3 separate regions of the Homo sapiens genome follow, and regions 2 and 3 are each linked to region 1. The links are chromatin loops, found by intact Hi-C in ENCODE. Cell type or tissue: PC-3. All regions are shown on one strand.

Region 1 (8,000 bases):
AGTAATTAACTCTGTTAATTGTAATGGAAACCATTGTCCAATGCATTCTATATGATAGACGCCTCTGCTGACGTTGCTTTACTGTAGCCCAGCTTGGCCCGCGTGCTCAACTGGCCACTGAATGCAGGTAAGTCCTTGCAGTAATCCTTCTGGGGAATAAACTGCTTGCCTGCTTTAGTTCCCAATTTTCCCTCCTTGGAAATAAAACTCAGCTCTGTGAATATGAAAATAACTATTTTATTCCTATCACTGAGCCTCTGCCCCCTCCAAAACTCCTCGTTTGGAATCTGTGCTTTTGTAAGGAGCCAAAATACTGAACCCAGCAAGTGAATACAAGAAAAGATGCCTTAGGGCTCTTTTCAGCCTCACCTCTCTGTGCCAGGGCTAGCTGGTGGTTTATTGCTAAGAGCCGCTCCCTCACAATTCCCTGGGAAGGCTTGTCCATTGCTCTCAAGCTGCAGCTCTGCGAGGTCACTCACCGGTGGCCACTGGCCGGTGTGAACTGTTCTGCTCACAACTGGCAGCCGCCCCATCATGAGGCTTCCTTTCGGCCTCAGCCTCTGGGCTAGAAATTAGTTGCCTTTGTCCGCAGTTACTCTGTTCCCCAGCCTCGCTGTGATTATAAATAGCCCTATCCATTCCAGGACAAGTGATTCAGGACTCACACACAGGTTGCCATTTGATCGTAATTATATAATCACATCTGTGAGCACTGCATGGGTTTTAAAATGAAGTGGTAAGTATTGGCTTACTGACTCTAGAGGGTGGTACCTTGGCAGAGGCAGTTGTGTTTCTCCTCATCCTCAAGAAATTGGCGTCGCGAACCAAATGTTCCGTGGTTATGGAATGTTCTATATAAGATTCAAACTGCTGCTTGGAAAAGCTAGGGAAGACCTTCTGGCATGCTGCAAGTTGATCTTTTCTGGCGTAACTGAAAATAGGAGAGAAAGAAGGGAGAGTGTGGAGTTTTTCTTGGTTAAGTCACACAGACAAAATTAGTGCTAGAAGAAGCACTAGCTTTAGAAAACGTGTCATGTGCTTGGATTGTGGATGGCAATTTTAGTACTCCTGTGTGCTCAACTTTTAAATGTCTCTCTAAAAATTTTATTAAGGGCATCCTTGTGGGGGCACATATCAATTTAGTGCTTGCTCTAGCAACCAGATGCCGGGCAGGTTCTAAGACCTATTTCTGACTAGAGTGAAAAGCAAACAGAACTATTTCTAAGATAACATCTTTGCTTGATTTATGCTAATTTCTTGTTAACATTTAAAATCAGTTCCTTGCTTTAATTTAGTATTAAAATTCAGGTACCCTGCCCCCTCCAAGGGGTAAAAAGATAAGTGGGAAAGAGCTTATTTGGACACCCAATGGGGGCTTATCCCCAGATTTAATGTAAAAATATGATTGATAATACATGTGCTCTTTAAAAGTTTTACATTCTAAATCGGAAAAAAAGCAGGAGACTTGCTGTAGACGGTTGGCTGGATTGTATTTTGCCTTCATCCATTTCGACCTCTGCCTCCACTCTGGGTTTAGAGAATGCTCCTGGCTACAAGCTCTCAGCTTTTTCACGTAGCCTGTGACCTCCCAGGGAGACACTGACCCCTAGTCCATCCATTTGCACATTTATTCAGCAAAAATTGAGCATCTGAGGCTGTGTTCTAGACACTGAACAAAATGCCCTGCCCTTATAGAGCTTACCTTCTTGCAGTTCTGTTTTTGTAAATCTACGGAGCCAGCAGAGAGTTGTTCTCAAGCAGGTTCAGTGACTCTTCATCAGGGCCAGAATCCTTCCTGCCACATCTGATCGGGGTTTTGTGTCCCTGTGTCCTTCTGATGCAGAGGACACTGTCATTGTCACTGCCATTAGGAACCCCATGCACCTGTCCACCTGCCCCACACAGAGGCTGGCTTAGCTGCACTCGTCACTCCCTGCATCACAGCTATGCACACGTTTGCAAGTCCCCATTCTTATTTTTGTTTATTCGTTCATTAATTTGTCATTTCTTTTTGCCCTCATCTCCCACTCCCATTCTCCCCTTTTCCGTTGGCAATCAGGTTGATGTGTTTAACGCATATCTCTTAATTTTAAGGTAGTTTTAAAAGAAGGTGTCTCCAGTTTTGTGTGCACTTGTTTAAATTGTTATGTGAAGGATAAAGAGCTTGGGTTCTTGACTCAGCCAGCTTGGGTTCCAGTCCGAGTTCTGCTGTAGTCTGGGTGGCCTTGGCCTTACTACACAATCTCTCTGCATCTTCGTTTCATCATCTGTAAGACGGAGCTGAGACTAGTAACCTACTTGGCTTAACTGTTTCATGGATTAAATTAGTTAATATGGTGAGGTGCTTAGAAGAGGGTCTGGTAGGTGGTCATCCCTCCATAAGGGTTGGCAACTAGTGCTGCTAGTTCATCTTTACATGCAGGTTATCTTCACCTTCCCCACCATATTTTACAGAAAGAGACACTGGCAAGTTTAGCTGATTAACGTTTGTCCTGAAAACCAGTCCCCTAATTTTCTCTCTCCAGCTGACATGCTTCAGGGCAGGGCTGCAGTGGTTAGAAGGAGACAGTGGTCGTGTTGCAGCAGTTAGAACTCAGTGAGGAGAGAGAGGTCAAAGGGTCGGTAAAACAGGGGAAGTTTCATATAAAGAACTACTAACCACAATAAAAGAATAACTACAAGACATAAGGAAATGCAATAGGGTACCCTAGGGCAGTGGTCCCCAACCCCCTGGCCATGGACCAGCATCAGTCTGTGGCCTGTTAGGAACTGGGCTGCACAGCGGCAGGTGAGCTGCAGGTGAGCAAGCGAAGCTTCATCTGTATTCACAGCCGCTCCCCATCATTCGCATTACTGCCAGAGCTCCACTTCCTGTCAGATCAGCGGCATTAAAATCTCACAGGAGTGAGAACCCTATTGTGACCTGGGCATGCGAGGGATCTAGGTTGCACGCTCCTTACGAGAATCTAATGCCTGATGATCTGTTACTGTCTCCCATCTCCCCCAGATGGGACCATCTACTTGCAGGAAAACAAGCTCAGGGCTCCCACTGGTTCTATATGATGGTGAGTTGTATAACTATTTCATTTTATATTACAACGTATATTACAATTACAATAAATATTTCATTATATATTACAATGTATTTTTATTTAATAAAAATAAAGTGCACAATAAACGTAAGGTGCTTGAACCATCCTGAAACCATCTCCCCAACCCTGGGTCTGTGGAAAAATTGCCTTCCACAAAATTGGTCCTTGGTGCCAAAAAGGCTGGGGACCACTGTCCTAGGGCTCAGGGAGATGCCCAAGGAAGGAGGGGCTGGGAATGTCTCCAGACCTTCTGGAGAGGGTGTGGTCAGCCAGGGGAGGCAGGAGGTGCCCCGGCTTGGCCACGACAAGGCGGGTCTGGAGCCACCGGGGCACCTTCATGAGCACAGGCCCTGCGGTGTTGGGGGGCTTGTGGCCCTGCAGAGCACAGGGGGCTGCGCAGGTGCTTGGTTTCCCTGTCGAGAGGGCTGAGGCCAGGATGTCACCAGGCTGAGATATCAGAGCCACTGTGGTCCTCACACCTATGTCCGGCTGGAAGTAACAGACGGCCTTGTTCTCCTGCGTGTCCCTCCAGCGCCCTCTACTGGGAAAGCTTCGCCTCGCACTTTGAAGGAGAGAAATACTGAGAACAATTCCGTGGCTTATCACAGAGCATGTTCAGAAGGATGTGGGCATTGCTGAGAGGCAGTACATGGAGACTGACACTCAAGTCCACTGCACACTCCGCCTCGTTACAGAAAGCATTGCCAAGGAAGTCACTGAAGAAATCACCCGTCTGGGCCTGGCGCGGTGGCTCACTCCTACAATCCTAGCACTTTGGGAGGCCGAGGAGGGTGGATCATGAGGTCAAGAGATCGAGACCATCCTGGCCAACATGGTGAAACCCCGTCTCTACTAAAAATACAAAAATTAGCTGGGGGTGGTGGCGCATGCCTGTAGTCCCAGCTACTTGGGAGGCTGAGGCAGGAGAATCGCTTGAACCCAGGAAGCAGAGGTTGCAGTGAGGTGAGATTGCACCACTGCACTCCAGCTTGGCGACAGAGTGAGACTGCCTCAAAGAAAGGAAAAAAAAAAGAAAGAAAGAAATCAAGAAATCATCCATCTGCTTTGGATACGCGGCCCTTCAGGAAAATTCCTTAACTGTTCAATATTCACTGAGTGCCTACTGAGTGCATTGTTCCATGTGCTGGGGGGTAAGTGATAAAGGTGGGCAGGCTCCTTTGAAGCTCCTTGAGCTCATGAGGCTCATATTCTGGGGGGAGAAGTTAGATAAATAACCAAATATACAAGAAAATATCAGGAAATGATCAGGACACTGTATTGCATATAACAGAATGCGGGTGGTGCGGGGGAGGGGGGTAGAGATCCTGGGCCGGCCATGAGGTGCCCTCTGAGGGGCGACCTTGAAGCTGAAGCTGAGCCTCAGGAAGGGACTGGCTGTGTGAAGACCTGAAGGAGGGTCTTTGCAAGAGCAGGAGCTTGGCATGAAATTCTCAAATGCATCCCTACAATTCCAAAGATTTTAAATCTATCAACTCTTCCTACCTTACAGATAAGAAAATTATGTGTATGAGTTGATAATTGAATCCGTTATAGATACATCCAATATATTTATATTTTATTGTGATATGCATTTTTTTAAAACTTAGTGAACTGGGTTGCTCTATTTCCTTATGGATTCTTAGATTTTCTGGGTGAAAATTCGTTTGTGCCTCAAGTGCCAGGCCTGCTCATCTTTCAAAGTTCCAGAGCAAGAAGTGGAGCACACCCTTTAGTCCACATCCCTTCTCCCCGCATGCTCCTCAGAGATCATTTAGTTTCTTTTTTTTTTTTTGAGACAGGGTCTCGCCCTATTGCCCAGGCTGGAGTGCAGTGGTGTGATCATAGCTCACTGCAGCCTCAACTTCCTGGGCTCAGGTGATTCTCCCACCTCAGCCTCCCGAGTAGCTGGGACTACAGGCATGCACCACCATGCCCGGCTAATTTTTATATTTTTTTAGTAGAGACGGGGTTTCGCCATGTTGCCCAGGTTGGTTTGGAACTCCTGGGCTTAAGTGATCCTCCTGCCTCGGCCTCCCAAAGTGCTGGGATTACAGGAGTGAGGCACTGCACCCAGCCCTTCACTGAGTTTCTCTATCACCTTCATTTTCTGCCTTCCTGTGGGGACCTCAGTCCTGGAGGTAACCCATGTCCTTTTGCTCCACTGCCAAAAGTCTCTATTAAGGTACATTTGTCCTAAGAAAAGCCCCATGATTTAAAGCTCTGTCTCTTCTTCCCTATCAAGTCTCTAATCAATTACCACTTCTCAGACAGCCATCACAGGGAAAGCTGGAGCTGATGGGCTGTTCTGCACTCACCTATTAGTGGAGAACAGACTTTCATGTGTTATTTAATTCCCAGAGTATCAGGAAACAAAAGGTAATTTTTGTTTGTTTGTTTTTACTATGATGCTCTTGGCATTAGCCACAGGCAGATGGAATGGAGATGTGTGAGTCAGTGCCGGGGACTTACTCTTCCATGAATGCTCAAGGATGGTATGAAATAGGGCAGAACAATCCCATTTTTTTCTTCTTATGTATGTGTGATCAAATTATCTCATTTTATTTATTTTTTTGTTTTCTTTGGACTTTCTTGTTGACACAAAAATAAATAGGAATGGATAAAGGCATAAACAAATGTATTATATGCAATGGAATATTATTCAGCCATGAAAAGGAAGACTTCCTGACACAGGGCATAACATGGATGAACCTTGAAGACAGTATGCTCTGTGAAGTGTGCCAGAAGGGAAAGGACAAATGCTGAATGAGTCCACTTCTATGAGGTCCCTAGAATAGTCTGATTCATAAAGACAAAAAGTAGAATGGTGGCTTCCAGAGGCTGCGGAGGAGGAACATGGGGAGTTAGTGTTTAATGAAGACAGAGTACAGTTTGGGAAGATGCAAAGTTCTGGAGGTGAAAGGTGATGATGGTTGATACAACAAAGTGAATGAACTCAATGCCAATGAACTGTGCACTTAAAAATGGTTAAGATGGTAAATTTTATGTTATGTATATTTTACCACGGCCATAAAGATAAGATAGGAAGGACGTGTCCTGAGGCTTTGAGGTCTGGATGCCAGCTTCATTAGAAAGAAGAAGGCAGGAGGAACATGCATATATATCCTCTAAGGCTGACACTTCATTAGTGTGACCTCAAGGCTCTCTGGGGGCACCGTTTCTATCTGGGTGACTTCTGGCCAGTGCTGTTTTGTTTTCTAACATGGTCTGAGCATGGAGTGACTTCTCTGCTGGGAAAAGGCTGTGGCTTTGAAAATCCTCCCAGCCAGAAGTTTTGCAGAGCTGAGGAGCTAGGCACTAGAAAGGGAAGGAACTACAGGCGGAAATAAATGCTGCAGGATCCTCACACCTGTCACGTGGTTTATTGTTGTTGAGAAACAACAATAAACAAACCCCACCCCAGTGAGTGGAGCATGCATGGGTTACTTCCCTCATTATTCGAGCATCTGAAGAACCTTTTGCAAACACAGATGGCCATTTCTGACAGGTTGGAGCTCTCACTGAATGTGCCTCTCTACTCAGATTTGGCTAAGTCCCGAGCACATTGCAACACGCCTCCCCTCAAAAGCCTCCCCTGGCTTTCCACCATTTCCCAGAATGTAGGTAAGGAGAGGGCTACTCCCTGTGATTGCTTCCCTCTCTGACATGTATAAAACACACATTTGGCTGGCTGTGGTGGCTGACGCCTGTAATCCCAGCACTTTGGGAGGCCAAGGCGGGCGGATCACGAGGTCAGGAGATGGAGACCATCCTGGCTAACACTGTGAAACCCCATCTCTACTAAAAATACAAAAACAAAATTAGCTGGGCGTGGTGGTAGGAGCCTGTAGTTCTAGCTACTTGGGGGGCTGAGGCAGGAGAATGGCGTGAATCCAGGAGGCGGAGCTTGCAGTGAGCCGAGATCCAGCCACCGCACTCCAGCCTGGGCGACTCCGTCTCAAACAAAAACAAAAACACCTATTTACCAATTAGCAAGCTAGAAACGAGTGGCCAACTCTCAAGTGTCTGGTTGATTGACACCATTTCAAAGATCAGGTTTCATTAGGTCATTGATTACCATTATATCTGGTATGATAGATTAATTTCATATTCATTCTATACAGACATTTGTTTATTCAGAAATCTGTGTGCTCCTAGAGGGTGTAAAGTAACTAAGATTTGGAATCCTAGAACGTCTGGAAGGAGGAAGAGCCAGAAGTCAAAAATCCTTGATGTTGGTTGGCACGAGGCTATGGTGTTTCAAGAAGTCCAACAAAGGTAAAAATGTCAGGAATAACTCTGGCCTCACATTAAAAATAACAGTTGCATACGCCTCAACATGGTGTGTCTATGCTTCAGAAAATTAGGTGCTGAACTAGTGCATTTCATTAGTTACAATTCACTCTGATTTGAGAGCATATGTACTTGGAACGAGCAACTGTGTTACTATAATTTGCCCATAGGGCATCACGCATCCTTTCTACCTGCTCTTCTTTGTTTTAATAGAATTTATAAAATGATCTATTCAGAGATTCAAATTCTTCCTGGTTTAGTCTTGGGAGAGTGTATGTTCGAGGAATTTATCCATTTCTTCTAGATTTTCTAGTTTATTTGTGTAGAGGTGTTTGTAGTATTCTCTGATGGTAGTTTGTATTTCTGTGGGATCGGTGATGATATCCCCTTTATCATTTTTTATTGCGTCTATTTGATTCTTCTCTCTTTTTTTCTATATTAGTCTTGCTAGCGGTCTATCAATTTTGTTGATCCTTTCAAAAAACCAGCTCCTGGATTCATTACTTTTTGAAGGGTTTTTTGTGTCTCTATTTCCTTCAGTTCTGCTCTGATTTTAGTTATTTCTTGCCTTCTGCTAGCTTTTGAATGTGTTTGCTCTTGCTTTTCTAGTTCTTTTAA
Region 2 (8,000 bases), 99 kb before region 1:
CCCAGCACTTTGGGAGGCCGAGGTGAGTGGATCCTGGCTAACACGGTGAAACCCCATCTCTACTAAAAATACAAAAAATTAGCCGGACGTGGTGGCACACGCCTGCAGTCCCAGCTACTTGGGAGGCTGAGGCAGGAGAATTGCTTGAACCCAGGAGGCAGAGGTTGCAGTGAGCCGAGATCGCACCACTGCATTCCAGCCTGGGTGACAGAACGATACTCCATCTCAAAAAAAAAAAAAAAAAAAAAAATCAAAATAGGCAAGTTTTTGCCTAGGATTATCTTACCAACAATTATAAAATAATTTTGCCAAGGACCTCAGTTTAGCTGGGACCAGTGTTTGTCTCTGAGCTGACCCATCAGCAGGATCTGACTCAGTCTCGCTCCCTCTTCCTGGAAATATTCTTCACTCTGGATCCCGGGGCCCCACACTTTCCTGATTTCCTCCTTCTCTGACTCCTCACTTTAGTCTCACGGACAGGTGCTTCTCATCTCCCCACCCTGCTGAACTTTCCCGGGGCTCAGCTCAGGAATCACTTCTGGGATCCATCCACTCACACCCTTGGGGTCCCCACTGAGTCTCAAGGCTTTAAATGCCATCCGCATGTTGACGAACCCCAAGTGTACCTCTCGGCCCCGGGCTGCGCATGCACTCTGGGCTCTACCTATTCAACACCTTTCCCTGGCTGGCTAATAGTCATCTTTTATGGGTTGAGATGTGTTTTCCAAAAAGAGATGCTGAAGTTCCTAACCCCTGCACCTGTGAATGTGCCCTTATTTGGAAAAAAGGTCTTTACAGAGATAATCAAGTGAAGGTGAGGACCACAGAGGTGAGCTCTAATCCAGTATCACAGGCGTCCTTCCAGGGAGACGAAAATGCACGGAAAGCAGACACACGGGGGGTGCCAAGTAACAGCAGAGACAGGGATGGGAGTGACGGAGTCACAAGAATGCCAAAGGACTGACAACCATGGCCAGGGGCTGGAAGAGGAAAGGACGGCTCCACCTGGAGTCTCAGAGGATGCATGGCCCCACCAACACCTTGATTTCAGACTTCTTGCCTCTAGAACTGTGAAAGAATACATTCCTGGGGTTTTTTTTTTTTTTGACAGTGTCTCACTCTGTCACCCAGGCTGGAGTACAGCAGCACAATCATCACTTGCTGTAGCCTCAAACTCCTGGGCTCAAGGGATCCTCTCACCTCAGCCTCCAAAGTAGCTGGGACCACAGGCGTGCACCACCATGCCTGGCTAATTTATTTTTATTTTTTGTAGAGATGGGGTCTCACTATGTTGCCCAGGCTGGTCTTGAACTCCCGGGCTCAAGTGATCCTCTCGTCTTGGCCTCCTAAAGTGCTGGGATTACAGGCATGAGCCACTGCACCTGGCCCATTCCTGTTGTTTTCAGCTCTCAGTTTGTGTACTTAGTTACAGCAGGTCCAGGAAACATCTTGAGATGGGACATCATCTCACGCCTGGCGTGTCCCGAATTGAGCTCCAGCTGCCCCCACCCCTGCTCTCCTGGTGGACTTGACCATCTCGGTCGACAGCAGCTCCATCAGGTCAGGCCAGGCCATGCCGGAGGTGATCCCTAGGGCTTCCTTCCCCTCATGGCCCACATCCAGCCACCAGGAGGTCCCGAGGGCTCCACCTTCAGGTTCTGGCCCACACCGGCCCACCCCTCACCTCCTCCAAGGAGTCTGTGGGGGTCCACACCACTGTCATCCCCTCCTCGTCCTCACTGGTGTCCCTGCTTCCTTCCTAGGCCTACTTCCAACCAGCAGCCACCACAGTCCTATTACAGTTAAGTCAGAGGGAGTCAGCCCTCCACCTCCCATGGCTCTCACGTCACCCAGAGTAACTGGCGAAGTCCTCACATGGCCTGCTGAGTCACTCGCCATGCCCTGACATCACTCCTCCCAGCCACGCTGACCACCAGGCCACTCCGTGAAAGCCCCAGACATCCCCCAGGGGCAGGGCCTTTCCCCTGGCCACCTTGCTGGGGTGGGGGCTCTTCCCCAGGATACCCAGGTCCAGGTCCATGTGGCACGGCCCATCGCTCCCTTCCAGGCTTCCTTCAACGCCACCTTCTCCACGAAGCTGACCCTGGCTGGCCCTTTGGGAGAACTGCTGTTCCCAGTCTCCTGCCGGCCTGTGCATCCCTTTCCCTCCCATAACACCACACCTTTCACATAACAGTGACAGCAGACACTGAACACCGCCTGCAGTGGGCTGGGCACTGCTGTACGTGCTTCCTATATCCATTAGCTTATTTCAACCTCATAACAGAGCTCTGAGGGCAGCACAGTCCTCACTCCACGTCACAGATGCAAACACTGAGGTGCAGAGAGTCTGACTTGCTCAACTCTACAAGGGTAAGTGGCAGAGCTGAGGCTGGAACCCAGAGTCAGACTCCGAGCGCATTCTTGTAACCAACTCAGCCACTGCCTGGGCCCCGTGCGCAATCATGCCATTCACGGGGTCCCGACAGCTCCTGCTGCCTCCGCCCCACCAGCGTGAAGCCTCCCTCTGACAGGGATTTTTGCTGTTTGCTGCTCTGTCTGCCGTGCATGCCTGTAACAGGGCCAGGCACACAGTAGACACTGACACTTTTTTTTTTTTTTTTTTTTTTTTGAGACAGAGTCTCGCTCAGTCACCCAGGCTGGAGTGCAGTGGCTCTATCTCAGCTCACTGCAAGCTCCTCCTCCTGGGCTCACGCCATTCTCCTGCCTCAGCCTCCCGAGTAGCTGGGACTACAGGCTCCCGCCACCACGCCCAGCTAATTTTTTTGTATTTTTTTAGTAGAGACGGGGTTTCACCGTGTTAGCCAGGATGGTCTCGATCTCCTGACCTCGTGATCCACCCTCTGCGGCCTCCCAAAGTGCTGGGATTACAGGCGTGAGCCACCGCGCCCGGCCGACACTCACACATTTGTGGAATCGACAACAAAATTATTTGCAAAGGTAAAATCAAAGACACTCGTTTTGCCCTTGGTACAAAGATAACAGATTCCAAAATAATAAGCAAGAATAATGCAGTCTGTGCACACAAACCAGCTGTGTGTAGGTTCTGCACACACAGTTTTCGAGCTGTTGGCAGAAACTGTCAGACTCCTACTTCCCTAATGTACTAAGTGCCATTGCCCCTTCCCCTGCAGGAGGCCATGGAAATAGTGGAGAGGAATGAACGACAGTCCTGGGCATCTGCCAGGGGCAGTGCTGTAACCTGTGGTCACACCCCTGTGTTTTCTCAAACGAAAAGCTACTTTGTGACTTCAGAGAATTCCCTCCCGACCAATGAAGATCATGTTCACAAAAACTTTGTAGGAATGGTAGGGAAACAGATTTGGGGGATGAAGGTTTGAAGTGAATCTAAAACAATGGCAAAGGCACTCTACTGTTTTTTTTTTTTTTTTTTAATATACTTTTTTTTTGAGATGGGGTCTCACTGTGTTGCCCAGGCTGGTCTTGAACTCCTGACTTCAAGTGATCCACCCGCCTCAGCCTCCCAAAGTGCTGGGATTACAGGCATGAGTCACCACACCTGGCCAGCAAAGGCACTCTAAATAATGAGACTATAAATGTTACTTTAAACCTCTTCGTTTTAGTAAATGAATGCTCTATTCTTAATTTCGATTTACAAATACACAGCTCCTAGAAAATGTGTAAGAGCTTGCTCCTTTACAGAGGTGTTTGGGTTGATTTCAGATAGAATGTAATCTCACATATATAAAAATATATTTACATATATATAATGTATTATATATAATAATTTATTATCTGGTTCTTCATCCAAATATTAGATGCTCAACAGCCCCAAGTTTCAAAGCCACAGTTTGGGTTAGATTTAATCCTAATTTCTCATAAACGTACAAAAGGGCATGAAAGATTGTGAAATACGTATGTGATTTCATCCCCATTTCCTGGCATACAACTCCTAAAATCTCTGGAATCTCCAAAGTGATGTGTTTTTGTATGCTGTGAGTTGACTGATGGCTGGCAGCCCCTAGGTAGCTTCGGGATGGGGGCTGGTCACCAGAAAGAGCAAGGCGGGATTAGAGGACTGGGACTTTCAGCCCCACCCCCAACCTTGGGGAGTGGGGAGGAGCTGAAGGTTAAGCTGATCACCAATGGCCAATGGCTTAATCAATCATGTCTACATAACGAAGCTTCCACAAAACCCCAAAAGAACAGGGTTCATTAAATTTCCAGACAGCTGAGGTTCCCGGAGGGTGGCGTGTACAGGGGGGGCACGGAAGTTCTGTACCTGTCCCCCTATACCTCAACCTACACATCTCTTCATCTGTATCTTCTGTAACGCCCTTTATAATAAACCAGTGTACATGTCTTCCTGAGTTCTGTGAGTAAATCTAGCAAATTAATCAAACCAAGGATAGGATCCTGGAAATCTTCCATTTGTAGCCGATCGATCAGAAGCACAGGCAATGACCCGGAGCTCGCAACTGGCATGGAAGCTGGGGGCAGTCTTGGGGGACTGGGCCCTCACTCTGGGGTCCCACGCCATCCCCAGGCAGACAGTGTAGGAACTGAACTAAATTAGAGGATACGCAGCTGGTGTCTGTCGCAGAACCGATCGATTGTTTGTTGGTGAGGAGAAATCCCCGCACATTTGGTCCCGGAAGTCTTCTGTGTTGATCGTTGTGGTGTGAGAGCAGAGGGAAATCAGTGTGTGGTTTTTCCACTTAGAGGACACCAAGCAAATCTGCATTTACATGGATTTCACAGGAGAGAAATTGTTGGAGGCTGAGTAATTCTTGCATGTATCAAATAGTCAGTAACAGGTCAAAGTAAGTGAAGGAGATCCGTCCCTAGGTCAGTCTGGTTGAACCAGATATTCCTGAAGGACAGGGTTCTCTCTTTTTCTGCTCTTAAATAATAAACACTAAGTTATCAGTAACTCACCACAACCTGATTCTCAAAGGGGGCAGGCATATCAGAATCCCTGCACCATTTTTAAACATTCCCCCAAACTGAATTATTTTAAGAGATGAATTTATCAATTTGCATCCAATTATACACATTTTTCCTCATCCTATCTCTTCCTATGTGACACTGTCTGCTATAATGTTTCTTCTTTTATTCTTTTCATCTTTACTATACAGATTTCTGGTGTTTAATAATTGTTCTGGTGAACTGCAAGCTTTACATCTATTTTTAAATTATTCTAGTCATTTTCTTTACAATTTTATGTGATATATCTTAACCTCTTCTCTTGATTTAGCAACTTAGAATGATATTTTTGGGATCCCCACTCTGCACACTTCTAAAAAAATCAAGAATTGGCTGGGCGCGGTGGCTCACGCCTGTAATCCCAGCACTTTGGGAGGCCGAGGCAGGCAGATCATGAGGTTAGGAGATCCAGACCATCCTGGCTAACACAGTGAAACCCCGTCTCTACTAAAAATACAAAAATTAGCCGGGTGTGGTGGCGCACACCTGTAGTCCCAGCTACTCGGGAGGCTGAGGCAGGAAAATCGCTTGAACCCGGGAGGCGGAGGTTGCAGTGAGCTGAGATCACACCACTGCACTCCAGCCTGGTGACAGAGCGAGACTCTGTCACAAAAAAAAAAAAGTCAAGATGTTTGGAAGGGACAGGGGGTGCTCCAGGATAGGGAGTGATGGGAAGAAGTGCTGGATTATAACATTATTTTTACTTTCATGATATGCCTTTTTGTAATTTTACATAATGCATGAACATCTTTCTTTTTTACCTACCTGCCAATATTTTTTATTTATCATCTGTCAGAATTTCCTTCCATTAAGGAAGATGAGGTGGTGAATGTACCTATGTCACCAGGAATCTGAGTCCCACCAACCTCTCCATAGGTTACACTGTTGTTTATATATTTTCAAGATTTGTTTTTGATACCCATATTTCCCACAGTTGCTTAGTCATTCTATAAGGAAAGAGGTTCTCTCCTTCCTACCAGTCCTCCTGTCTCTGACTTCACCCAGCTCCCCAATGGCTAGGTTTTGTTCAGCCTCCCACGGGCCCCACCCAAAGTTGGACACCATCTTCCCCAAGGGCTTTCATGCTTGCGAGCACCTATCCATGGCCTTTACACTTGAAGAATGATCTGCCTGGGTTTTGTGCATTTGGGTCATATTTTTTTTCTTAACACTTTATATATATGTTTCTCCAGTGTATTTCAACAGTGAGTATTTGTGGAGAAATCTAAAGCATGTCTTATTTTTCCTCATTACACGTGACTTTTTCTCCTTGGTTACTGAAGAATTCTTTCCATAGCCACAAAGTTCTATAGTTGTATTGTTTATATTAGAACCATCGTTCTGTAGTTTTACTGACATATCTTAACATTGGTTGGTCTGATTCAAGTTTCCTGGAAAACGGGACTCACTTTTTACATTAATTTCTTATGGCTGCCTTAACAAACAGCCACAAACTGGTTGGCATGAGATAATATACATTTATTTTCTGGCAGTTCTGGAGGTCAGAAGTCCAAAATCTAGGTGTGGGCGGGGCTGCGCTTCCCACAGAAGCTCCAGGGGAGGGCCCTTCTTGTCTCTCCCAGTTTCTGGTAGGGGCTGGCAGCCCTCAGGCTGTGTCATGGAGGCGTGTCCCCAGGCCTCCCACTCACTTGCTGCTGGCCGCCGCCTTTACTTGCTCCGTCCATCTTCAAGGCTTGCCGGCCTCCAGGCCTCCTTGCTGCCTGCCGAGCTGGCTCTGTGACACCTTCTTTGCATCCAGCTTAGGATTATCACAAGAGCAAAAGCCACTTCTATGGCTGATGTGAAAAGAGCAAGGGCCGGGACCTAAACCATCACTGGGAGGGGGCTCCAAAGTACAACGTGTCCAGCACCCAGGCTGGAAAGCACCGAGGCTCAACCAGCAGATACCTCGCCAAAGCTGCCATGAGCTGCCACAGGGAAGGCACAGGGCCCTGAGTGTTCACCACTGTCTCTGTGTTGGGGATTTAAATGCTTTCTGGAGGCAAGATGAATTTGGAAGTTGCTTGGCTAAAACGGGGTAAAGAGGGAAAGGAGGGGGGTAAAGAGGTAAAGGAGAGACAGAAAACAAACACACAAAAATTCCTTTACAAGGCAAATCAGAGAATACTAGGGCTTGAGAAGAGGACAGTGTGGATGTTAGGCAAGAAACATCAATCGCCCTAAAAAAATAACTAATTGCACAACAGTAGGAAATACGTTTTCTTGGCCATTGAAAGTCACAGATAAGAACAGCTCTAGATTGGGCCGGGCGCAGTGGCTCACGCCTGTAATCCCGGCACTTTGGGAGGCCGAGGCGGGCAGATCACGAGGTCAGAGTTCAAGACCAGCCTGACCAACATGGTGAAACCCCGTCTCTACTAAAAATACAAAAATTAGCCTGGCGTGGTGGCACACACCTGTAATCCCAGCTACTCAGGAGACTGAGGCAGGAGAATTGCTTGAACCCAAGAGGCAGAAGTTGCAGTAAGCCAAGATCGCACCACTGCGCTCCAGCCTGGGTGACAGAGCGAGACTCCATCTCAGAGAAAAAAAAACAAAAAAAGAACAGCTACAGATTTCTGAACAAGACCAGCCTTCCTCCCTGTGCCCACTGTCCATCGTGGAAGCTGTTTCACAACCATTTCTGGGTCTCGCTGGCAACTCTGCACTCAGTAGCTCAGGAGATCCCACACCCGGCCGGTCAGGCTGGCAACGCACGTCCGCGCTGACTGCGACTGCGTAACTAGACAGGGCCAAGGCAGGAACAAGACTTGCCCTCCACACAGCAGCCCCAGTGACAGGGGGACTCTCTCCAGAGACGCTTCACCCTGCTTCCCTCCCTCTGAAGCTCCACCGCAGCCTCTGCATTGCCTCATGACCGGAGCTCGTTCTCACACGCCCAGACCCGGTCCTGCCTCTCAGGGGGTGTCACTCCTCCGCAGAGGCAGGGAACACAAATGCAGAGAAAGTCAGACCAAAGTGTGGACTGCATTCTTTTACACAGGTGATTTCTTCTCATTGCCCAGGCATTC
Region 3 (8,000 bases), 140 kb before region 1:
CAAATATTATTAATTTTTTAGGTGTGATTATGGTATTGTGGTTATATAGGAGAATGTCCTTACTTTTAGAATGCATAATGAAATATTTAGGGGTGAAAGTCATGATATCTGCAACTTATTTGCAAATGGCTCAGCAAAAACTACATACTCACCTATATACACATACTGGTATATGGCAAAATGTTAAAAGTTACTAAATCTAGATGGTTGACATGCAGAACAGCATGGTATTATTTTTAGTCTTTTCTGTATATAAATTTTTTAAATAAAAAAATTGGAAAAATCAGAGGGGAAAACATTATATATTCAATAAGGATGCTGAGAAAATGGAACGTCCTTATATAAATTAATTTCCTAATTCACATTTTGGAAGAAAATAAGAAAAAAGTATACAGTATCTTTAGAAGAAAAAAATCCCTATTTTCTTGGATTAAAGAAGTATTTCTTAAATAAGGCACAGGGCATAGTTCATGAGAGAAATACTGGTAAATTTGATTTCACTAAATTAAAGATATATATAAATATAAGGCACCAAAACAAAGTAAAAAGTCAGGGAGACTAGATAGTATAACTCAGAAAAACTAATACCTCAGAAATATAAGGAACTCATGTCTATCAGTAAAAAGTATGGGTAGAAAAATGTGCACACTATATTAGTAGAAAAATTCACCCTCAGAGAAGAAGCTCAAACATCCCAAAAACATATCCAAAGTTGTATGATCTTGAAAGTAATCAACTAAAATGTGACACTATTGCACATACATGGATTAGCAAAACACAAAGACAAAACAAATACAGTCATGCTTTTAGGGAATGGAAATTCTCATATAATGCTGATGTTTCAGCTACTTTAAAGACAAATTTGACTGTAGCCAATAACACTGAAGAGTTGCATAATAAATCATTTAGAAATTCCATTCCTAGGTGATCTCATTCATCTACACAAAGACGTTCACTGCAGTACGGTTTATAATTGCCAATACAGAAATAATCCAAATGTTAATTAAGATAAAAATGGGTAATCTGGGTACATTCATAAAGTGAGATAGTATGCAGTCAAAACAAATAACCTAGGACTCATATCAATATGGAAAATCTATAAAATGTAATGTCAAACAATAAAGTCGAGTTGACAAAGGATACACACTACCACAGCATTCCTATAAATTTAAAAATAAAAAAAAATAAACCAAACAAACAAATCAACCAACCTAGGTTTTGTGATAAGTATACGGTAGGATGTTTCCAAGATGACTGCGGATGACTCCTGGCATTTACCTGCGTCGTCCCCTCCCACATCATATCAGGGTCATTCTGTGCGACCAACGGAGTGGGGCAGCAGTGAGAACATGCTGCTTCCAAGATTAGGTGATGAAAACCTGGGGTTTCTATCCTGGGTGCCCCGTCATGCTCTCTCGGATCACATGTTCAGGGCTGACCAGAGGACATCAGGCAGTCCTGGAGTGAGGTCCAAATGGTGAGGGAAGCAGGGCTCCTGCCACCACAACAGTGAGCTTGGAACCAGCTCCTACAATGGACTTCAGACAGCTGCAGCCTCATGAGCAATGGTGGGCCAGAGACACCCGGCTAAGTGCCTCATCAACTCCTGGCCCTAAGAAACTCCACAAGATGGCCAGACATGGTGGCTCAAGCCTGTAATCCCAGCACTTTGGAACACCAAGGTGGGAGGATCGCTTGAGCCCAGGGGTTCAAGACCAGCCTGGGCAACGCAGCAAAACCCCATCTCTACACAAAATACCAAAAATTTTCTGGGCATGGTGACACATGCTATAGTCCCAGGTACTTGGGAGGCTGAGGTGGGAGGATTGCTTGAGCCTGGGAGGTGAAGGCTGCACTGAGCCAACATCATGCCACTGCACTCAAGCCTGGTAAGAGAGTGAGACCCTGTCTTTTAAAAACAAAACAAAACAAAGACAGGCTGGGTGTGGTGGCATATGCTTGTAAACCTAGCACTTTGGGAGGCCACGGCGGGGCCGGGGGGTCAATCACTTGAGCCTGGGAGGTGGAGACCAGCCTGGGCAACATGGCAAAACCCCCTCTAGAGAAAATACAAAAAATTATCTAGGGCAGTGGTGCACACCTGTAGTCCCAGCTACTCAGGAGGTTGAGGTCAGAGGATCACCTGAACCAGGGAGGTTGGGCTAAAGTGAGCCCTGATCATGCCACTGCACTCTACTCTAGCCTGAGTGACAGAGCAAGACCCTGTCTAAAAATAAAAAATAAAATAAAAAAAGAAAAAAAAGAAAACAAAAGAAAGAAAGAAACTGCAGAAGGTGATAGAGAGTTGTGACATTTGGGGGTAAGTTGTTACATAGCAATAGATAATTAATAGAAGGTGCACATGCCCATCTAGTAAAATTATAAATGTATAGTAATTCAGATAAGAATATACACTAATCTCAGGATAATGAGTAGTGCTGGGGGAGGGGGTGGGGTGAAACTTTAGCTATACTTGGTTTTTTATTTCTAAGACAAATTTTTAAAGAAAATATGACAAAATATTAAATCTAGATAGTCCATAAATGCACACATAGTATATGATTTTCTGTAACTTAAGGTTTTTTTGTTACTTAAACATTTTATAATGAAAAATAAATACTTAAAAAAAAAAAAGAAAGGCAGCATAGCTATTCCATTTATTAGGGTTCTATCGAGCACTGTCTGGGCCGTTAATTGCAGCCCTGAGGAAAGTAATTACTTTAATGGCGAAACAATCCACATGGAAGAGGGGACATATATCAGTGTATTTTCCCATGGCTGGTAAAATCTAACATTTAAATACCAAAAGCTCAAGTACATTTTTAAAAAAGGAACAAAAGCTGTATATAAGAGCATCTAGCAAATAACTCACAGTGAAATTCAGGGAAAAAAAAGTTGCCCTGCCTAGAGACGCCTAATATTACACCATTTCCAACAGTAATTCACTGAGAAAACAAATGGTTATTAGATTCTGCAGTATTAAGTGGACCCTCTAACAGCTGTTGCCATAGTAGCCTCTACTTTAATGATATTTAATGAGAGAACAGAAATTGTGGACAAAATTGCCTAAGTTCTTAGATTCTCTTGGTTAAAAAGAAGTAAAACAGTCACAGTTAGGAAATTCAGTGATATTTCAGTCCCACCTGCTGCCACAGAGAAAGGTCTCACTCAATGATAACTGAACAGGCTAAAAGAGTTATTGCACATACATAAGGTAAACATTTACACATAGCAAAGATAAAAAACATGACAATGGGAAGGGTTCCAAGTCTGCTCACAAATGCAAAGCGAAATACGTCGGCACAGATATTTATGAAGACATGTCATGATGTGTCATATACATACACTGGGTTGGATGATTTTATTTATACAGAATATGAATTGGCCTAATAGTCCACTGCAATCTTTCCTTTTAATATTTCTGTTCTCTAAATTGTTACTTTACTTTTCTGAAAGGCCACTCTGCTAAAGTCAGCTAATGAAGCATCCTTTATCTGCTTTATTTACCAGGAGTCCTGTTTTAAGACCATGTTTTAGGTATTAAAAAATAGTAACTGAAATCTCTCCCTCCTGGAATAATTCAGCTGTGATCACTTGGCATTTTGCCTGTGTACCTCATCCTGGCAGCTCTTCACCTGGGTTGAGATCAGAGTGAAGGTCTGAGTTGAGGCTTCCAGGATGGCCCAGCAATCTCACCTGTCCTCCAACAGCGTCTCATATCCATCAAATTCCTACAAAACCCCCTTTCCTTCAACCACATGGTGATCTTGTATTTCCCTATCGATTCCCAAATTTTGTTCTATTCTACCTCATTGTCATCGATTCTTTTTTGACCTCACACTTAATTTTTCTCTCCTTTCACATATCACCAGCACAACTTTGGAATTCCATTCTGCTCCTGACTTCAAACCCAATGTACCATTTTTTTTTCAGTCTCTTGACATCTTGTTTTGAAAGGCTGCCGTTCTCCTGACCACTTTTCTGATTCAGGCTCTTCCTCCACTTGTCTCCGGCAATTCAATCTCATGCCCACTTCTGTGATTTGCCTCTGCCTTGCAGGCTTGGACTCTCAGTCAGAAATACCTAATCCTCCCATTAAGCCGTGTGTGGTGTGAGCACTCCGTTTCAAGCAAACCGTGAAGTCTGAAGACATTTTCAAGCTTATGGGGTTTATCTATCCTCTTGACTTTCTCATGCTATCCTGGTTTCTCTGAAGACCTGCCAACCCTCCAGCTAGACTGCAGAGTCATGCTGCGGGCTGCCCTCACACATCTTTCAAAGGAATCCCACGAGAAACAGGGGCTCCTTGGTCTCATTATATTAGGATTTCAAGAAATCGCAACGATAGGTGTTCATTTCCTATTTCAAAATGAGGACAGCTTTATGGACAAATAAATGTACACGGCTTATGTGTGAAATTTCTTCCTTACTCATTTTGCTTAAACTGTCGAAAAATTGCAATTCAACTCCAAGGTTTCACGGCATATTTTTACTCCTAGTGACTATCAGGACTCACACTCAGTAAGCATTTCCCATGTGCCAAGCACTGAAGTTTCACATGGATGATGTCATTTAATTCTCTCAGCAACCCCATGACCCATTTTATTGAGAAGATTTTGATCACTGGTGATAGGAATGAGTGAAACAATTCAATGGTAATTGAGTTGCCATCAAGAATTGCTTCCAAGTCAGCACATTTACATAAAGGACTCTTGTCGGGGATCCCTGTTCGATGCCAGAATCGCTCACCTGCACAGGGGCTCGCTGCGAAGCCCACCCTCTTCTGGGCTCTGTCGAAGATGACGTAGAAGCCCTCCATCACCGTGGCACCGATCACCAGCGCATTTGTGGATGGGGAAATGCCGAATCGGTAACATTCATAATTCAGGCCGGCCCCCATCATGGGCTGAATGTAAAGCTGTTTGTCGGAGAGGAGAGAGCAAACAAACAAGAAAAAGCACAAATCAGGCAGTATCACAAAATTGCTGAGGTCACACGCATGCTCAGGACCCTCCCAGGCGCTGGGGGGAGTCACGGGAGAAGAAAGATGATCTCACCCTGCCATCCAGGAGGAGAGAAGATCAAAAGCATGGTGATCAATATTATTGATCAGTGACAGCACAGGTGACCCACATGCACCACCTGGAGTTACACACAGGTGCACACACCCAGAAGACGTCTGTCCAACTGTTTGCTGATGAAAAGAGTCAAACTCTGTAAAATATTTTGAAGAGATTTATTCTGAGCCAAGTATGAGTGACCATGGCCCATGAGACAGCCTCAGGAGGTCCGGAGAACATGTGCCCAAGGTGGTTAGGGCACAGCCTGGTTTTATACAATTTTGAGAGACATGAGACATCAATCAAATACTTTTAAGATGTCCATTGGTTTGGTTCAGAAAGGCAGGACAAGTCAAAGTGGGGCTTCCAGGCTAGAGGTAAATTAAAAATTTTCTGGTTGATAATTGGTTAAGTTTATCTAACCTGGGATCAATGGAAAGGAAATGTTTGGATTAAGAGACCAAAGTTTTATTGTGCAGAGGAAGCTTTTAGTTAGCAGGCTGTGAAGAAAAGAGGTTGTGAAATGTGTCTTACAGAATTTAAAAGGGTGCCTTCATATATACCATGGAATACTATGCAGCCATAAAAAAGGATGAGTTTATGTCCTTTGCAGGGACATGGATAAAGCTGAAAACCATCATTCTCAGCAAACTATCACAAGAACAGAAAACCAAACACCACATGTTCTCACTCATAAGTGGGAGTTGAACAATAAGAACACATGGACATACGGAGAGGAACATCACACACCAGGACCTGTCAGGGGGTAGAGGGCTAGGGGAGGGATAACATTAGGAGAAATACCTAATGCAGGTGACGGGTTGATGGGCGCAACAAATCACCATGCCACCTGTATAACTATGTAACAAACCTGCACATTCTGCACATGTACCCCAGAACTTAAAGTATATATGTATTAAACAAAAAAAAACAAAACAAACAAACAAAAAAAAAAGGTTGCCTGACTCTTAGTCGATTATCTTCTAGATCTGGAAAGAATAAAAAAAGGGAAAAGGGGATTCTCTATACAATGTAGATTTTTCTCACAAGAGACAACTCTGCAGGGCAATTTCAAAATATGAAAAGGAAATATATTTGGGGTTAAAATATTTTGATTTCTTTCCTTATTTGTTATGTGATGTTATGCCAGAGCTAGGCTGGAAAGCAGGCCATGTTATACAAGGTTAAATAAAACCCTTCTGGTGAAACTTTATGGTGTGTAGAGCGGACTCCCCAGGCCCCTTAGGTAGGAATTTTGGGCAAGAGAATTAAAAAAAAAGTCAGAGTTTAGTCCTCATGTCCATCTGGCTATCTGCCCAGCAGTTATCTGCTGAGGACTTCACATGGCTCAGGTGCTGCTCTCTGCACCAGCACTACAACGGTGAATGACACACAGTCCCTGCTCCCTCGAGGCTTCCAATCTAGGGGGAACCAGGCAGTAACCATAGGGCGGGAAGTGCCCCCACAGACACCCTCTATGGGTACTGCTGACCACTAATCACTTCGTCCGTGTGGACGCTTTCTTCACTTGGACTCTAAGAGGGCTGCATTCTTCTCCCTAACTCCCTGGCTGCTCCTTCTCAGGCACTGTATTGGATTTCCTTCATCTTCCTCCCCTGCAAGCATCGGAGCACTCTCAGGCTCTGGCCTCCTCTCAATCTTCCCTCCTTGGGTGACCCATCTGGCCCCACCCCATGGCCCTAGGTCACCCCGTGATCTAGCCTGAGACTCCCAACTCCTCCTCTCCAGCCCAGACCTGGGCCACCATTGCCACATGCTTGTGTCCGCCTGCCTGCCCACCTCTCAATCGGCATTTCCCGTGTAACCTGTAAAACCTGAATGCTGGCTGTTCCCCCCAAATCAGACCTCTCCCACAGTTCTCTGTCTCAGTAAATTCATGATTCACCCAGTTACTCAGGCCCTATAGTGCTGGGCCAGTCCTTTTCTCTCTTAGCCTGCATGGAGACTGTAACCAGACCCTTGTGAGCCTTCCTGTGAAACCGAAGCGGAATCAAATCACTCCCTCGCCCAACTCAGGCCAAGTCCTCACTGTCCTCGTCTCTTGGGATCCACTGCAATGGCTCCTAGCTGGCCCAGAGCTCATCATGCGCCCCTCGGGCAGACAGAGTTTTAAAAGTAGGCAGCCTGACGGAGGCAGGACAATTTCCTCAGTGAAAAGAGGAAGAAGTAATCAACATCAGAGAGAAGACAGCATCTGTGGGTCAGCAGTTCTGCTATTCAGGAGGGCCAGTTCCCACAGGTGCTGTGCAGTGTTAAATGAAGATGAGTCGGCCATTGATATCCCTGGAGCCAAGAGTATGTGGGGAAATGGGTCAAACCTGAACACAATCAGTGAGCAAATCAATATCCTACCAGCAGTAACAATTTCTTGGCTTTTGGATAGCAAATAATTCAAATGCAGGCAATTAGAGAGTACAGCAGCTGAGTATGACAAAATGCCCCTGTTTGGAGAAAAGCAAGAGTGCAAAATGAGTAAGAAAACGAACCTTCCTGTGAGTAATGATTAGCCTTAAAGGGCAGAGACAGGAAGAAAGACTTGGATGAAACAGGCAGACACACGAATACACAGAGTCCTGGGCCTTCTGGCTGTAGGGGGTTTGAGGGACTGTGAGGGGTGATTTTGGAGGGAGCAGAAAAGACTGAGAGGAGACCAGCAGGGAGGGGCTGCCATGTGACCACACTGAAGAGCAGGTCAAGTAGGGATAAAGTAGAAGCTGTGAAGAAACCTTAGAGCTCCCCTGTGGGCTGCCAGCTGCTGTTTTTTAACAGGCCACATAGGATTCAGCCCATGGGCTTTTGGAAAATAGTGTTGGGTATAGACAAAGTTTAAAGTAATTGCTTTCGAATTGACTCTTTTCTGCAGGAGCAATCGTTTGCCCACTTATTAGGGCTCATGTTTGAGAGGTCCCAGGTAGGGCC

What was found. A loop is a pair of places that touch in the nucleus more often than their neighbours do. Peaks named below come from ENCODE experiments on the same cell type or tissue, not always from the same donor. Only the 100,000 strongest peaks of a DNase experiment are listed, where the experiment ranks them.
Region 2: it touches region 1 in a loop (2.5-fold over the local background); 3 of 110 quality-filtered maps call a loop at or near these places.
Region 3: a loop joins it to region 1, with 3 times the contacts of the local background. A loop is called at or near these places in 5 of 110 quality-filtered maps.

What each region holds. Positions count from the first base shown.
Region 1 is chr21:41,117,625-41,125,624 of GRCh38, reverse strand. No RefSeq gene overlaps it. Among named protein-coding and RNA genes, the nearest start is that of LINC00323, 26 kb to the left of the region's middle. In PC-3, CTCF peaks have their summits at 3,423 and 3,632 (motif pointing left); a DNase peak (open chromatin) is centred at 3,634; H3K27me3 peaks cover 2,546 bases.
Region 2 is chr21:41,216,460-41,224,459 of GRCh38, reverse strand. All of the region lies in intron 1 of BACE2 (beta-secretase 2), which reads right to left. Among named protein-coding and RNA genes, the nearest start is that of PLAC4, 35 kb to the right of the region's middle. RefSeq lists an enhancer at 1,327-1,826. In PC-3, no CTCF peak of the experiment used is centred here; a DNase peak (open chromatin) is centred at 4,839; H3K27ac peaks cover 357 bases.
Region 3 is chr21:41,254,076-41,262,075 of GRCh38, reverse strand. It overlaps BACE2 (beta-secretase 2), which reads right to left. Exons shown (of 9, transcript NM_012105.5): 8 at 4,750-4,918. Among named protein-coding and RNA genes, the nearest start is that of FAM3B, 59 kb to the left of the region's middle. In PC-3, no CTCF peak of the experiment used is centred here; DNase peaks (open chromatin) are centred at 3,265, 3,585 and 7,565; H3K27ac peaks cover 3,631 bases.